Linked DNA regions of Homo sapiens: region 2 is linked to region 1. Evidence: chromatin contacts called from ENCODE Hi-C data. All regions are on one chromosome and are shown on one strand. The core of a region is the stretch at or near the end of the contact, and the rest is flanking DNA. Distances in the headings are between cores, read along the strand shown. Region 1 holds the start of PGRMC1 (progesterone receptor membrane component 1). Region 2 holds the start of MCTS1 (MCTS1 re-initiation and release factor).

Region 1 (2,772 bases), core at 158-2,657:
CCTGTTTCTCCATGATTAAATTGAAGAGTTTTGACAAAAGATTTGGAGGGGCTGTTTCAGCTAATCCCAAATTTAGCTCTGAGAAAAATGCCTGGGCCCGATACAAAGATTGTTTGGCTCATTGCACTTTATAATGATTTAAGAAGATGTGGGGGGCAGGGATGGAAGCAGTTTTTGCCAGAAATTTTTAGAATTCTGAGGTAGGAAGCCAATCTTTACTCAAGTCTCTTGCGTGTTGGGAGGAGGAGTAAGTTATGTGCAAGCCAACAGAACACTTGGTGGAAAAGTACTGCTCTGGGCTGCAGATGTGTGCACGGCTTGGTTTTAATTATTTGTTTCCCTCTCTATCCTTTCTTCTCCTCCCCTCCCCCCGCCACCAGAAAAAGGGCCAGATTAGGACGAGGCAACCCCTTCCTCCGTGGAGGTCTGCTTCTGTGCAGCCTGTTAGCACATCAAAGGCCGGATGAAATACCTAGGAAAGGAAGGGACCAGGCCTAGGATCCTTCCAAACTCCCGCCTTTGTCTGGGCTCCAGCTCAGGGTTATTGTGACTGCCAAGGGTAGCCTGACAGACTCCAAATAGAAGAACGCTGCCAAACAAAGAAACTTTCACATTATTCTGAGGGGGGAAAAAAGAGCAACAAGAGAACGTTGCTTGTTAATGCCTGGTGACTGAGCAAATCAGTAATTGCAAAAGGGTTTTTCGGAGAACAAACCCAAAGTTAACTGGGCGATCAGATTCGTTTCCCCAGATAATAGGGAGAGTTGTGCACTGACTTTAGCAATCCCGGGGGTGTCGGTCCCACAGCATCTGGGGGAGAATTGGGGAAGGGCCATCAAGGAGAGCGAATGGGGGTTCCCAAGGTGAAAATGAGTCGTGTAGGGCTCTAACATAGAAAATGGAGTTCGAAGAATGAGTTTCCTGTCTCCTAAGACAGCTTGGAGGGCCCGGGAACGGCAGGGGGAAGATGAGGGGCTTCAGAATGGGAGGCAGGGAAAAGCCTGCAGCAACAGAAAGGGAGTCGGTGTCTGGCGCGCATCAGGTGGCGGAGGGGCGCTCGCACAGAGCCCGGCAATGCCGAGGCCCTCCCAACGGGTCGGTCTGCGAGGAGCAAAAAAGGGGTTCAGAGGAGGGCAGCGCGTGCGTCGCGCTCAGCTATAGGATGGCGCGAGGATGGCGTGAGGCTGGGCTGGGGCCTCCCAGGTAGAACTGAGGGGGGCACCGCGCGGCCGCGGGGGAGCGGCGCCGGACTCTAGAGGCTTTGGAGGGGGCCTGAGGGCTGCGGGGCGGGACCGAGCAGGGCGGGGCGCTTAGGTGGCCTCGGGGGAGGCGGGGCTTGGAGGCTCCGCCCCTCAGGCCCCGCCTCCTCCCCGGCTAGTCTTTGGCCGCCGCCGAACCCCGCGCGCCACTCGCTCGCTCAGAGGGAGGAGAAAGTGGCGAGTTCCGGATCCCTGCCTAGCGCGGCCCAACCTTTACTCCAGAGATCATGGCTGCCGAGGATGTGGTGGCGACTGGCGCCGACCCAAGCGATCTGGAGAGCGGCGGGCTGCTGCATGAGATTTTCACGTCGCCGCTCAACCTGCTGCTGCTTGGCCTCTGCATCTTCCTGCTCTACAAGATCGTGCGCGGGGACCAGCCGGCGGCCAGCGGCGACAGCGACGACGACGAGCCGCCCCCTCTGCCCCGCCTCAAGCGGCGCGACTTCACCCCCGCCGAGCTGCGGCGCTTCGACGGCGTCCAGGACCCGCGCATACTCATGGCCATCAACGGCAAGGTGTTCGATGTGACCAAAGGCCGCAAATTCTACGGGCCCGGTACGCGGCCGGCGAGGGGGGCTTGGAGACAAAAGAAGGGGGCCCCGGCACGGGGCTGGGCGGGAGAGAGGCGAGGCGGGAGCGGGGCGCCCCTGAGTGGAGGGAGGAATGGCGGCGAGCTAGGGTAGGCGGGTAGGCGGGCAGGCGGAGAGCCGGGAGGCTCCCGGGGCGGGCAGGGAACAAGAGGCGCTCTAGAGGGGCTGCGGGCCAGTCAGGGACGCGGATCCCCGGCCCGCGCTGACAGCGCTGGGAGGGGGTTAGAGAAAGAAGGCTGAGGCGCTTAAGCCGGGGGTGGGTGGGACCACGAAGCTCGAAGGCGTTGAGGGGGGACACATCAAAGCCCAGGCTGTTGGGGTAGTTTTCGAAGGTCCTGGGCTTGGGGATTCCTGGAAGGAGGAGGGGGTAGTGTCGGGTTCTAGGAAGGAAATGAGGGTGTTCCGAGGGAGGCATGGGGGAGGGCGAGAGTGAGAAAAGGTCCAGACCTAGAGAAGACGGGAAGGCCAATGACACCGGGAGTAGGTTTGAAATATGAGGGTGTGGGAGAAAACGCCGAGACGGGATTAGCAGCAGGTAAAAGCTTTGTGCCCGGTGGATAGTGATGTGTGTGTGCACTCGTGGTGTGTGCATGCGCGGTGTGTGCGTGTTTAGTGTATGTGATTTATCAGGGGTGTGTGTGTGTGGTGTGTGCATGCGCGCTTGAAATGGGTCATGCGTCAGGTATGTGTGTGGCATGTGTTTGGTCTGTGTGCGCTTGTGCTGTGTGTGGCAGATGGGGAAAGGCTGGAAGGTGAACAAGGAGGAAGGGGGCTGTTTGAGGGAGGAATAAAGGCTGAATATGGTGGACAATGGTAACGTGGCAAGCTTTTAAGGTAATATGGTATTTAGTCTATAGCAGGAGAGAAAGGATTAGAAGCCAAGAAAAATTAAAATGGAGGGAGGGAGAAGTGGGAGGATACCA
Region 2 (2,772 bases), core at 159-2,658, 1.4 Mb after region 1:
TTTCCATGATTTCTTGGCTGATCAAAACCCTTGATTAGGCCAGGCACAGTAGCTCATGGCTGTAATCCCAACACTTCGGGAGGCTGAGTTCGGGGAATTGCTCGAGGCCAGGAGTTCAAGATCAGTCTGGGCAACTTAGTGAGACCCTGCCTGTCTCTACAAAAAATTAAAATTCGCCAGGTGTGGTAGTGCATGCCTGTAGTACCAACTACTCCGGAGGCTGAGGCGGGAGGGTCACTTGAGCCTGGGAAGTTGCAACTCCAATGAACCGTGATCATGCCACTGCACTCCAGCCTAGGTGACAGAGTGAGATGCTGTCTCTAAAACAAAAAACAAAGTGAAACTCTTGATTGGCATAATTTTGTTTCTCTATCAGCTTTATTTTTAAAAAAATTACATAAGTAAAACATGTCTCTTTAGCTATTATCTCTTAAATCAGATTACCTTCTGTAATAATTCTATGGGAATTATTCTACGGGAGCACAGTCATTCACGCTTGTAACCCCAGCACTTTGGGATGCCAAGGTGGGAGGACTGCTTGAGCCCAGGACTTTGCAACCAGCCTGAGCAACATAGACCCCGTCTCTACAATAATAATAATAATAATAAAAATAAAAAAATTAACCGGGCATGATGGTGTGTGCCTGTAGTCCATGCTACTTGGGAGGCTGAAGTGGGAAGATCCCTTGAGCCAAGGAGGTAGAGGCTGCAAGTGAGCCATGATAGCACCACCGCATTCAAGCCTGGGCAAGAGTGAGGCCCTGTCTCAATAAAAACCCGCAAAAAACTTTGGGAGCATCGTACGGTTGCCAGTGAATAAGGTTATAAGATAAAAAACAGGATGCTCAATTAAATTCAGCTAAACAAGCGCTGTATATTTTTAGTGTAAGTATATCCAAAATATTAATGAGGTATACTTACACTAAAACAAATATTCATTGTTTACCTGAAATGCAAATTTAAATAGGCATCCTGTATTTTCATTTGCTAAACCTGGCAATCCTACCAGCACTTTAACATGAAGCCATGAGGGTTGCCTGGATTCATGCTGGTAGGTAAGCACCAATCCATTCGGTTGCCTCAGACAGGACAGAAACCATTCCCTCTAAAAAAATCGTTTACTTTGACGATAGGTAGCAACGAAGCACGGAAGAATCTTGACCCTTTGAGGAACCCGTAACTGACGCAAGTGCCATAAATGCTACTTTGATTGATTCTCCGCCCCCTCCATTCTTCTCTTCCTGCAATTGCTCTATCACTTCTTCCCTCTCAAGTCCCGCCCTTTCAGCTACCTCCAACTGCTGAGGAACCGGTTGCCTAAAAGGAGCCGGCAAAAGCGCCTACGTGGAGTCCAGAGGAGCGGAAGTAGTCAGATTTGACTGAGAGCCGTAAAGCGCGGCTGGCTCTCGTTTTCCGGATAACGACTACAGCTCCGACTGTCAGTGCCGGCCTTCCTCGTGTGAGGGGATCTGCCGGACCCCTGCAAATTCAATTTCTTTCCCATTCCGGGCCCTTCCCTATCGTCGCCCCCTTCACCTTGGATCATGTTCAAGAAGTAAGGACATGCTGTGGCCTCCATCGGCTGCTCACAAAGGCGGTGGGGTGGGGGTGGGGAAGAGGGCGAGAGCTAAGATCCTCTTTCTCTCTCCCCCGCCCCTGCCATCCTGACTCCCTAAGGTTTTCTATAGTACTATGCTCTCACTCCCAACTTGAACACTTCTTTAAGCTTTCCATCCGTAGTCCTTAATTGGGTTTCAGTCCCTCCACTCCCATTGTTTTTTCTCCTTACCCCTCTTTCTCTTTTGCCCCCTCCCCCAATTCTGTCTCCATTCCTAGGGTTCTACCAATCACATCCGTGCACTGTGATTTAGAGGCATATTCTCTGTAGCTGAGAGGGGAGCCCTGCGCTCACTGCCATATGTTTATTAGTTATGAACTGAATAAAGGAAGGCTTGACTTCCTGGGTCATGGGAGTGAAGGAGTCTGGGTGACAGGAAGCAAGCGGCCTGTCATGCCTATTGCCTAGCTGCCAGATTAACCTTGCCTTGAAAATAACGATTGCCCCATAGGCTATTCAGTGTAAGGAAGACAAAAATTCCTTGGGAACCTACTAGTGGGTTTGCCTTCCAGATTTGGTAGACGCAAAAAGCAAAGGGGGAACATGGGCAAAGGAAGGTGGGTTTTGTGCATGAAATTTTGAGCAAAAACGAATAGGGATCTTAGAAATCATTATTATCATCACTTAAAAAAAATCTCAGCAGATTACATAGCCTAGCAGGGGCCGATTTTCTATGTTATGCTTGGGTTGGTCTTTTGTATCTCAAGAATTGAGGGTTTTGTTTTCTGATCTCAGGTTTTATTATTGGTGGGAGCCTGTGTTTCTTCCTGGGTAGAATTGAATAAGATTTTCCAGGAAAGGCATTTGTGTAGCTAATTACAGATTATGGTGCAAAGTATGTCTCATATTCCTCCCCCTAACCCCAGCTAATTGCTGTATACTTGACAGTTTATTTCAATATTGTATTAAGACATTGGTTTTGTGCTGGACAGAGTAAAAGGGAGATGGTATTTTTTTTTAAAAGAACAATTTATTTCATAATTAAGTATCTAAATACTTGGTTGGGAATAAATGACTAATTAGAACAGTACCTTTAGGTATTCTGATACCTCTACTTAGAAATGCCTTTTCTTTTCTTGCAAAAATTACTTGGCAGATTTGATGAAAAAGAAAATGTGTCCAACTGCATCCAGTTGAAAACTTCAGTTATTAAG

The links. Hi-C counts contacts between places; a loop is a spot of excess contacts on that map. Pooled maps may share reads with other maps.
Region 2: a map of CD8-positive, alpha-beta T cell shows a loop between it and region 1 (13-fold over the local background). The contact joins the promoter of MCTS1 here to the promoter of PGRMC1 in region 1. A Hi-C loop is called at or near these places in 2 of 168 maps with a recorded cell type or tissue (CD4-positive, alpha-beta memory T cell and CD8-positive, alpha-beta T cell) and 4 of 50 pooled maps.

What each region holds. Positions count from the first base shown.
Region 1 is chrX:119,234,878-119,237,649 of GRCh38, forward strand. It overlaps PGRMC1 (progesterone receptor membrane component 1), which reads left to right and starts at 1,408. Exons shown (of 3, transcript NM_006667.5): 1 at 1,408-1,814. The coding sequence starts at 1,487. It also overlaps the pseudogene NUDT19P6. RefSeq lists silencers at 1,131-1,180, 1,211-1,470, 1,871-2,020.
Region 2 is chrX:120,602,693-120,605,464 of GRCh38, forward strand. It overlaps MCTS1 (MCTS1 re-initiation and release factor), which reads left to right and starts at 1,409. Exons shown (of 6, transcript NM_014060.3): 1 at 1,409-1,555; 2 at 2,715-2,772. The coding sequence starts at 1,545.